Linked DNA regions of Mus musculus: region 1 is linked to region 2. A link is a contact called in ENCODE Hi-C or POLR2A ChIA-PET data. All regions are on one chromosome and are shown on one strand. Each heading gives the region's core, a stretch centred on a gene start or an enhancer-like site at or near the end of the contact. The rest is flanking DNA. Distances are from core to core; before and after follow the strand shown.

Region 1 (4,742 bases), core at 883-3,382, 250 kb after region 2:
ATGACAAGCGTCAGGAAACACAGGCTTCCATATTTGATCCTGCTGGAAGCCTCCCAGACAGCTTCCTTTACATGGGACCCCAATCACTTTGGCTGGCTGTGATTCTCAGCCTTCTCCTCTAGCTCCTGGTGTCTTCAGCGCCCTGCTTCGGAGTGGATTACTTCCCTCATTGGATGCACACCATGCAATGACTTTGTGCACCAGCTCAGCTACAACAGAGCTCTTGCTTCACGATGTGCCAGCGGAGTGTGATACAAACAAGATCCAGCTTCCCCTCGCAGCAAGGCTTCCTCTAACCCCACAGTGTGTTCCTGAGCTGAGGTCCTGCAGGGCCAGAGCTGGGATCTGGGGACTGCCAGTGGGTGCTGGAGACAGGGTCTCGCATCGCATCCCCAGCCCCTGCCTGAGACCTCACTGGCTTCATGGCTCTGGCGCTCACAGACCTTGAGCAGTCGGACAAACTCCGAGCATCAGTTTTTTTGTCTGTATCTGAGGCTAGAGCCTGACCGCCTATGAGTAGGGTAACTCAAGAATGAAGGGGGAGTTACCTGCTATGTTGCAGGAGGACAAAGGAACTCCCTGGGTGCAAAGCTTCTAAGGGGACTCTGGTGGTTTGACTCTGCTTGGCCCAGGAAGGAGCACTATTAGGGGGTGTGGCCTTGTTGGAGTAGGTGTGGCCTTAGAGGAAGTGCGTCACTGTGGTGTGGGCTTTGAGACCCTCCTCCTAGCTGTCTGGAAGACTGTCGTCCTAGATGCCTTCGGATCAAAATGTAGAACTCTCAGCTCCTCCAGCACCATGTCTGCCTGCGTACTGCTATGCTTTCTAACATAATGATAACCGACCGAACCTCTGAACCTGTAAGTCAGCCCCAATTAAGTGTTATCCTTTATAAGAGTTGCCTTGGTCACGGTGTCTCCTCACAGCAATGAAACCCTAACTAAGACAGAGACCCTTCATCTTCAAAGCACTCAAAACCTTTTGGGTTTGGGTAACTCTGGAAGAAGGCAGCCTCTCCATGACCTGCTTTGTCTTCCAAACACTCACTGAGGTGAGAACTGTCAGAGGCCCTCCCCACTGACTCAACCGCTTTCCTCCCTAACCAGGTAAAACTGCACACTGGTCACAGTTACTTTCCTTAGGCTCCAAATACTATTTATCTGCATGTAAGCCACGGTACCCGGAACAAGCAGAGCACGGGGCCACCCCTTACAGTCCCCAGTAGGAAAGAAGGGTGCCTTGCCAAGGCCTTGTTGCTTGCCCATGTAGCTTCTCTTCTGGGAGATAGATGCCAGGGCACGGGCCACCCTTGGTGATCGAGACACACTGGAGAGTCCTTGAGTTCTCTGCTTCTGTGTTCATGTCCTAAACTGGCTGCCAGCCGTTACCTATAAACTAGAGCTCAGCTGCTTTCTCGGCCGTGGAGTGACAACAATGCCACCAAAATAAGCCACAGTCTTTTCCCTGACACTTGTACTCCAGGGCCTGGCAGCCACGCATCAGGCCAGAGGACTTCAAAGTCAGGGTGTGCCTGGGGGAATCCAGGAAGGAGACCCTAGGCAGGCAGAGCCTGAGGCATAATGCACTACAGAACTGATGAATTCTTTTGGTTCCAAATCTTTACAGCTTTGCCAAACCCAGTGGGGAAAGATCAGCTGCAAAGTTCTGTCAGGAAAGTACCAGGTGCTGAGCTGTTCCCAATCTGACTTAGAAGCAGTTAGGGGCCAGGGCTGTTTAGGGTTGGCATTCCGTTCTTTGCTAGGTCTAGGAGATGGCCAGCGCACTCTTGAAGTCAGTGCCACCCTGCCCCTGGGCTGTGCTGAGGTAAAGGCAGACACGGGGCCGTGGAGGAAACTGGAAGCATTTCCCTCCCACACTGCAGGACAACCACACAAAGGACCTCCTCTGTTGGCCCTGTATGATGGGATGGGCTGGCAGGGGAGGACTGAGACTGTCGCCCAGTGCAGGGCCAGGCAGCTGCAAATGAAACACAGACCTAGAGCACTCGGGGAGGCAAGCATTCGATCTTTCTAAGAGCCAAGAAATCCTGGCTAAAAGCTCAGCTACAGAGGGAAGAAAAGACTCGGGCAATACTTGAAACCAAGCAAGCCCCCTGGAAATGTTGGATTCCTGACAGATAAGGAGCCAAGCCAAGGGCTTTTTTCCTGCTGGCCCAAACACAAAAGCGAAGGACTCTGGAGAAGTGGAAGATCAGCCTGGAAGGGACTCTGAAAGCAGAAGAAAGCTCTTGAAGCCAGAAAATGTTCACCCCACTCAGACCCCAGGGCTCATATCCAGCCAGTGTGGGGGAAGGGACACTTGGTGTCACATACCTTCAAGGCTGCACTATCCTGGTGGACACTCCAGTGAGAGGCGCTATGGTGGTGTGGTATCTCCAGCACTCCAGGGGGCTTGGTTGCAAGGCCCAGTGCCCACCTGAGGTGTGTGAGTTATTGGTTAATACCTCTCCCATGCTCTGAAGGAAGTGACTCCTGAAGTAAGGTTGGACGTAGCTTGATTAATTCTTTGTTAGATTTTTTTTTCCTTTGTTCTAAGACAGGGTTTCTCTGTGTAGCCTTTGCTGTTCTAGAACTCACTCTGTGACCAGGCTGGCCTCAAACTCAGAGCTCGCCTGTCTCTGCCTCCGGAGTGCTGGGATTAAAGGCATGCACCACCACCACCACCTGGTTTAGATCTTGTTTATTTTTTGGTGCTAGGGGTTGTACCCATGGCTTCAGATATGCTAGGCACACATTCCCCATGAAGTTTCACCCTCAGAGCCTGGAGCTTCACCCCAAAGGAAGCTGCACAGCAGTACATTATGGGTAAAACTTATGAACACACAAAGGACTGTTCCTTTATCCATATTGCCTGTCATGTGGAGGGAGGATACTTTTTTTAAAGCTCTAAAAACTAGACATGGTGCCTTGTGTCTGTAATCCTACCACTAAGGAGGTAGAGGCAGGAGGATCAGGAGTTCAAGGACAGCCTGGGCTGTCTCAAAAAAAAAAAAAAAGGTTCTAAGATTAAAGAATAAAAGAGTTCTGTGTGAGGATTGGCTCAGTGGCGCAATCCTCCTCATTCTTTGCTAGATCTTGAAGAAAAAGATAAAAAGGATATATGACAGCTTTTTAAGAATAATAGAAAGAAAAGAAAAACCTTCCTTCTGAATATGAGTAGAACATTCTCTACACAAAGGAATTTGGGCAAAAAATAGAAAGAAGGGGTCAAAGGTCACCTATCACTTATCTCCCTGAAGGGGAGATTGTCACATTTCCTGTACATGCAGATATATGTTTTGGGGGAGAGGCAGGGGTTCAAGACAGAGTTTATCTGAGTAACCCTGGCTATCCTGAAACTTACTCTGTAGGCCAGGCTGGTCTCAACTCAGGGAACTAGAGGCATGTGCCACCATACCTGGCTCAGATCAATGTTTTTACATGAGGTGGAGTTGTTAGAACGAGGGCTGGGGGCATCTCAGGAGAGCGATGCTTGCCTCGTGGATACAACACTGGAGAAAGTTTTACCATGAGCCTTCTTCCTGCCCCTTTTTCTGCAGGTAACCCTCAGCTGGCCTGGCCTGGTTGGTTGCCCTTTGTCCCAAGAGAGGAAAGGTTACTAGTTGGCTAGGTAACTTAGTGTTAATTGTTAACCTGACAGAATCTGGAACCACTGGGGAGCTGGGCCTCTAAGCATTCTAGGAAGTTCTTGTGATTGTACTAATTAGTGTGGGAAGCTCTGAGTTAATTTTGGGTGGGACCTGGGCTGTATAAGTAGAAAAAGAGAAAATCAGTAATAAGTTTCCAGAACAATGGACAGTCTGCAATGGCAAAGGGGTCAGAGTCTGTGTTTCAAGTTGTGTAGAATAAAGCTTTAGTTACAAATGAGAAAGAGAGCTGAGCATGTGTGTGCCCCTTTGTGTCCCCTGCCTGGTGACAGATGTGACATGATTAGTTCCCTCAGGATCCTGTACACACACCTCCCTGCTATGAGGGAGGGTCTAACCTGGAACTGTGAGCCAAAGCCATCCCTTAAAACAGGAGACGAGAATGATGAACACCTACGATCTACTAGCGTTCTCCTTTAAATGCAGTCCAGAACTCATGTCCAGGAATGGTGCCGCTCACTTTTAGAATGAGCTGTTCTTCAGGAGGGCCAAGAGCCACCTTCAAATGTCTGCTCTATCTCAGGCTTTAGATGCAGTGACCCTGCTCTGGGAAGAAATTACTGGGCTGGGGCTGTAACTGTGTGCTGAAGTGCTTAAGCACGTAGGAGTCTGGGTGTTCACTCCCCAGTATTGTAAATATGGGGAGGAGGAGGGAGGGAGAAAAAGAAGAGAGGAGGGGAGAGGAGAGGCTCCTGTCCCTTCATTCCAGAACCCACCACTCTATGCGTTCCTGGTGCTGTCTGTTTTAGAGATCAGGTCAGGATGGTGGCAATCATGTTTGATCTATCTCCAATTGAACACGGTTGAGATTCTCCTGGGGTTAGAGTTCTGTCCCCCTTGTGGAATTCACTGGGTGTGACAGTGGTTCTACTCCATCCCTTCATGCTGAGTGCCCTTTGTGGGTCCCCACCAAGCCACTTGCCTCTTGGGATCACGAGCCCAATTCCCCCAGTGCCTCCTCCCACCTCCCGTTTCCCGTGCTTGCGTCCTCCTCTTCTGTTGCCCTTGCCCTGCACCTGGCCCACAATCATGCTCTTTTGATGGAAATCTTAAACCTGAGTCACTGAAGCACTGCTT
Region 2 (5,360 bases), core at 903-3,402:
AGTGACAAAGTAGCTTAGTATGGTGGCTCATTGTGTGATTCCAGTACTTGGGAGGTTGAAGGAGGAGGATTGCCTGAAGTTTGAGGCCAGGTTGGGGTACATAGTGAATTCCAGACCAGCCTGGGCTTTGTTTTAAAAAGCTAAACCAAATCAAACCTCACTGTGTAGATGGGAATGACTGAATGCCCACTTCCCAGATGCTTAGATTAAAAGTGAGCAACCATCCCTGAGCTTGTGCAGAGCAGTTTAATGATGGTGATCTTTTCTTCCCATCCCTCCTCCACTTTAAAATGAGACTCCAGATTCCCTGAAAATCTAAGCAGTAGTACTTTGCTTTTCTGAAATGGTTAGAGCTGTTTCAATTAAGTGCCTCTCCCTTTTAAGTATTTAAGTATAAAATTGGGCTAATCAATTATCTGTCTGACAGTGTATTAATATCATTCCCAGCTTTCATGTAGTTTTCAGTAGAGTGTTGTTTTTTACTGTTTTGTTTGTGAGTGTGTATGTGACTGGTAATCAAATCCAGTACTTGCACATGCCAGACAGATGGCCTCTGTCATTCCATACTCCAACCATTGGGGAGAATTGGAAGAAGAAAAGTAATTAGGACTCTTACTGTGTAGAATGTGATTTTTAAGTGTTTAGAGCATCACTATCTATAATTGTCAGGTTGACAGGCAGCTGCTTGGAGTCTTTACAAAATGTTCAGGCTGCAAATTTCAGTACCCAGGAGAGTCAGGAGTTTAAAGCCAGTCTTGGTTGCAGGGCAGTCTGGCTGATAAGACTTTTCTCAGAGAAAAAAAGAGTAGAAGGAAGGGAGAGAAAACAAAACCTGAGTGCCGTTATGTGAGCTATTTTAGGCGTTACTTACTTTTTATTACTCTGTCTGAATTTCACATTGGATTTTCTTGGTAAGAGACATTGGTAAATTGCTCCCTTTGCCTTTTAAGGAGAAGGGAGTGGTTAGCCTATTCTTGTTTTCCTGTAGAAGTTGGGGCTGAAATTGGTGCTTTGGTACTATAATATTAATTTTTAAAAAATTAGTATTTATGTTTATGGTGCTTTTCCCTCATATTTGTCTGCACCTAATGGATGCCTAGTGTTAGAGAAAGGTAGAAAAGGGAGTTGAATCCCCTGGATCTGGAATTAAGGGAATTGAACCTGGATCCTCTGGAACATTCTGCATCTAGTGCTCTTAAATCCTGGGCTATCTCTTCAGCATCCCTAGAATATAATTTAAGGGAAACAAACAAACAAACAAACAAAAAAACTCTGCTTTTCGTGCCAACAGGGATTGAATTTATGACCTCCAAGTGCGTCCCCTCAACCCTAAAATTTTAAAATTTAAGCCAGATAACATTTAGATAAACATCTACTTTAAATATTCATGGAGAAGTTTTTATTACACACACACACATTTAAAAAGGGTTAGTTTTATCTTATGTCTATTGGTGTATGCATGTCTGTGGCTGAGGCCAAATTGTAAACTCCAGTTCTAAGTCTTAAAATGTAGAGACGGCAGCAGCCACAGAATATGAAATCTATAGTTAGGTTTAAGTGGCCTTTGACCTCTTTTTTTTTTTTTTTTTTTTTTTAGATTTATTTATTTAATGTATATGAGTACACTGTAGCTGTCTTCAGACACACCACTAGAGGGCATCGGATCTCATCACAGATGGTTGTGAGCCACTATGTGGTTGCTGGGAATTGAACTCTGGACCTCTGGAAGAGCAGTCAGTGCTCTTAACCACTGAGCCATCTCTCCAGCCCCCCCACCCCCATTGACCTCTTAAATACTGTAGGTTGGTCTTTTTCCTAAGTGTTTTAAGTTAAGTGTATCTGTCTTGCTTTTCTCTTTCTTGTCTATTGGATGTTTTTATTGGGACCTTAGAAGTTGTGAAGTCTTTCTGAGAGTGAAAAATCATGGAAGCAAGCCATTGAACTGAAGCAGCCATGAACACTATGCAAGACCTTCCCACAATTTGAACCTTCCCACAATTCGAACCATTGACTTCCTGTCATGGATTATCAAGGGTTCTCCAACACAGCCTTCTCTAAGAATACTCAGGGACATTTGCAGGAGGAAGATACATTTTCCTCAGTGGAGTAGCCACTGGCAAGGTGCCTGTGCTCCTGTAAACAACCCTAATGGAATTCATTGCCATCCCTCCTCGCCACCCCGCCCCCCATGGGAGTAGAGGGAGGATTAGTTGAAGGGGATCAGTGACCCTTAGGAGCAGGAGAGAGGGCCATGTGAGTATGACCAAGATAGATATGAAATGCCATACTAAAATCCAGTGTATAATTCCTGGATGCTAGTAAGTATTTTGAAAAAGTCAGTCTCAGTTCCAGAGACTTAGTGTCAAAGTTGTATTTAGTTTCATGTAAAGAAAAGGACTGATTTGGCCAGATTGGCAGACAAGAAGCCACAGCAATCCTTTGGTCTCCCTAGTGTTGGGATTACAAGTGTGCTGTGCTGTTTTTGTTTGGTTTGGTGGGTTTTGTTTGTTTGTTTGTTTCCTTTTGGTTTTTCAAAACAAGGTTTTTCTGTGTAGCCCTTACCATCCTGAAAGTTGCTTTGTAGACCACCAGATTGGCCTCAAATTCGGAGCTTCCCAAGTGCTAGGATTAAAGGTGTGAGTCTCCACCACCTGGCTGTTTTTTTTATTTTTATTTTATAATTGAAAAATTTTAAATTCTGATTCATTACTGTTTCCACTAATGTTCTTTTTCTGGCCTAAGATTCAATCCAGATTACCATGCTCTGTTTATGTCATATTAGTTACCTTTGTTCTCTGAGGTCTCTCCTTTTTCATGATCTAGGCTTTTGTCTTTTTGAGACAGGATCTTGCTTATGTTATGTTGCAATCTTAGCCATTGTTGGCCTGAAGCAGGCTGGAAACTTGTAGGAGAACATTCTTTTAATGTCTCCAGAGTACTAGGATTATAGGCAAGTGCTTGGCTTAATGATTTTGATAGTTATTCGTTCTTTGTTTTCTTTTTTTTTCTTTTTTAAGACTTATTATTTTATGTATATGAGTACACTTCAGACACACCAGAAGAGGGCATCAGATCCCATTACAGATGGTTTTGAGCCACCATGTGGTTTCTGGGAATTGAACTCAGAACTTCTGGAAGAACAATTGGTGCTCGTAACCACTGAGCCATCTCTCCAACCCTCTCTTTTCTTTCCCTTTTTCTTTTTGAGACAGGGTTTCTCTGTGTAGCTCTGTCTGTTCTGGAATTCACTCTGTAGACCAGGCTGGTCTTGAACTCACAGAGATCCTCCTGTCTTTGCTTCCAGAGTGCTGGGATTAAGGGCATGTGCCAGCATCGCCTGGTCAACAATTATTATTTGAGACAGGTTCCTTTGTTTGTTTGTTTGTTTTTTCCTAGACAGTGTTTCTCTGTGTAGCCCTGGCTGTCCTGGAACTCACTTTGTAGACCAGGCTGGCCTCGAACTCTGAACTCGAAATCTGCCTGCCTTTGCCTCCCAAGTGCTGGGACTAAAGGCGTGCGCCACCACTACCCGGCCAGGTTCCTATTTTTAAAATGTATTTATCTGTTTTTTATGTGGATGGGTGTGTTACCTGCATACACATCTCTATATCATGTGTATGGCTGGTGCCTGTGGAGGCCAGAGAAGTTGGATCCCCTGGAAGTAGTTATTCATAGTTGTGAGTTGCATTGTTTATTACTGGGAATTGAACCTAGGTCTTCTGGTACAGCAGCCAATGCTCTTAACCACTAAGCCATCTCTCCAGTCCCATATTTATTTTAATTTTTTTACTTTATCTCTATCTATGTATATCTGTGTGGAAGTGTTTTAAATATAATGTAGGTGCTTGTGGAGGACTGAGGCATGGGATCTCTCTGGAGCTGGAGTTGCAGGTGGTTGTGAGCCAAGTTCATATCCTCTGACAGAGCAGTATGTGACATTAATAATCCCTGAGCCATTTCTCCAGCCCCAAGATAGGTTTCTTGTACTCAGGGCTAGCCTTCACCTCACAATTTAGCTGTGTATGCCCTTGGGTTTATGGTCCTCCTTTATCTTCTCTAGGCTAGGATTACAGTATGGGCATGTGTCTTTAGGCTGGGTTAACGTGGTACTGGTGATTAAACCCAGGGTTTCATGCATGCTAAGCAGACATTCTTCCTACTGAGCTGTCCTCAGCCCTGATCTGGATGTCTCTGAAATGTGCCTAGACTGCCTCTTACTTTTTTTTATAAGTAATTTTAAGATTTATTTATTTATTTATTTATTTATTTATTAATTATATGTAGGTACACTGTAGCTGTCCTCAGACACTCCAGAAGAAGGAGTCAGGGATGGTTATGAGCCACCATGTGGTTGCTGGGATTTGAACTCCTGACCTTAGGAAGAGCAGTCGAGTGCTCTTACCCACTCAGCCATCTCACCAGCCCGACTGACTCTTACTTTACATTTATGTTTTTTAAAGATTCCTTTATATTTATTTTATGTGTATGTTTTTCACTTTCATGTATATATATGCACCACATGTGTTCCTGATGTCAGCACAGGCCAAAAGAGAGTGTTGGATCTCCTAGGAGTGGAGTTACAGATTGTTGTGAGCTGCCATGTAGGTGCTGGGCGCAGAGCCTTAGTCTTTTGCAAGACAGTCACTCACTGCTGGGCCACCTTCCAGCCACACCATTTCCCCCCTTGAGATAGGGTCTTACTGTGTAGCCCTTTCTGATCTGGAGTTGACTAGGTTGGCTTTATCCTTGTCTCTGCCTCTCAAGTGTTGGAATTACAAGTATAATGAATTCATCTGGTTAATTTATAACTAGATTAAGGTTCTAGATTTTGGGAGAATGCCACAGAAGTCAGTGCTCTCTCTATTCACTGCATTATATCAGAAGTCTAATGGTAAACCAGTATGGTATTTTACTGGTGATGCTGTTATTGGAACATTGTTGTATTTATAACTGCCCACACTGGAAATGACTTTATTTTGGGAGAACTGCTAGTGCCCTTTAACACTAATGCCCTTCTCAAGTGCCTTTCCCCCTTCCCCCCTTTCTCTATTTTATTAGACACTGACCAGATTTGTAATGTTGAGTGCAGCTCCATCTCCCAGGGGAGAAGGATTTAAAGCAGTTATTGGATAGAATATGTTAAGACTAGCAATGAAGACTAGCAATGTAATGACAGGTGTGCATGGCTGTAAAACCAGCTCTTGGGCAGGGTGGGTGATGAAGAGTTCTTGGGCAGCCTTTGCTTCATTTGGAGTCAGAAGCCAGCCTGGGTTATATGAGACCCTATTTCATAAGAAGTTCCTCCCAAACAACAACAAAACCCACCAGTGCAATAAATACTCAGGAGGATAGAATTTGAA

The links. A loop is a pair of places that touch in the nucleus more often than their neighbours do. ChIA-PET counts read pairs that join two places held with the same protein, here RNA polymerase II (POLR2A).
Region 1: a map of v-Abl transformed pro-B cells shows a loop between it and region 2 (2.3-fold over the local background). The contact joins two enhancer-like sites. A Hi-C loop is called at or near these places in 1 of 37 maps with a recorded cell type or tissue (v-Abl transformed pro-B cells). POLR2A ChIA-PET finds 5 or more read pairs at or near these places in 4 of 5 experiments (Patski and embryonic stem cell).

What each region holds. Positions count from the first base shown.
Region 1 is chr11:20,458,710-20,463,451 of GRCm38, forward strand. No RefSeq gene overlaps it. Among named protein-coding and RNA genes, the nearest start is that of Gm39606, 8.0 kb to the left of the region's middle. Within about 2 kb of position 2,133, at least 1 of the 3 ENCODE cell types and tissues checked has a DNase peak (open chromatin) inside an H3K27ac peak, as active enhancers do.
Region 2 is chr11:20,206,257-20,211,616 of GRCm38, forward strand. The region is part of intron 1 of Rab1a (RAB1A, member RAS oncogene family); the gene reads left to right. Among named protein-coding and RNA genes, the nearest start is that of Rab1a, 7.5 kb to the left of the region's middle. Within about 2 kb of position 2,153, at least 1 of the 3 ENCODE cell types and tissues checked has a DNase peak (open chromatin) inside an H3K27ac peak, as active enhancers do.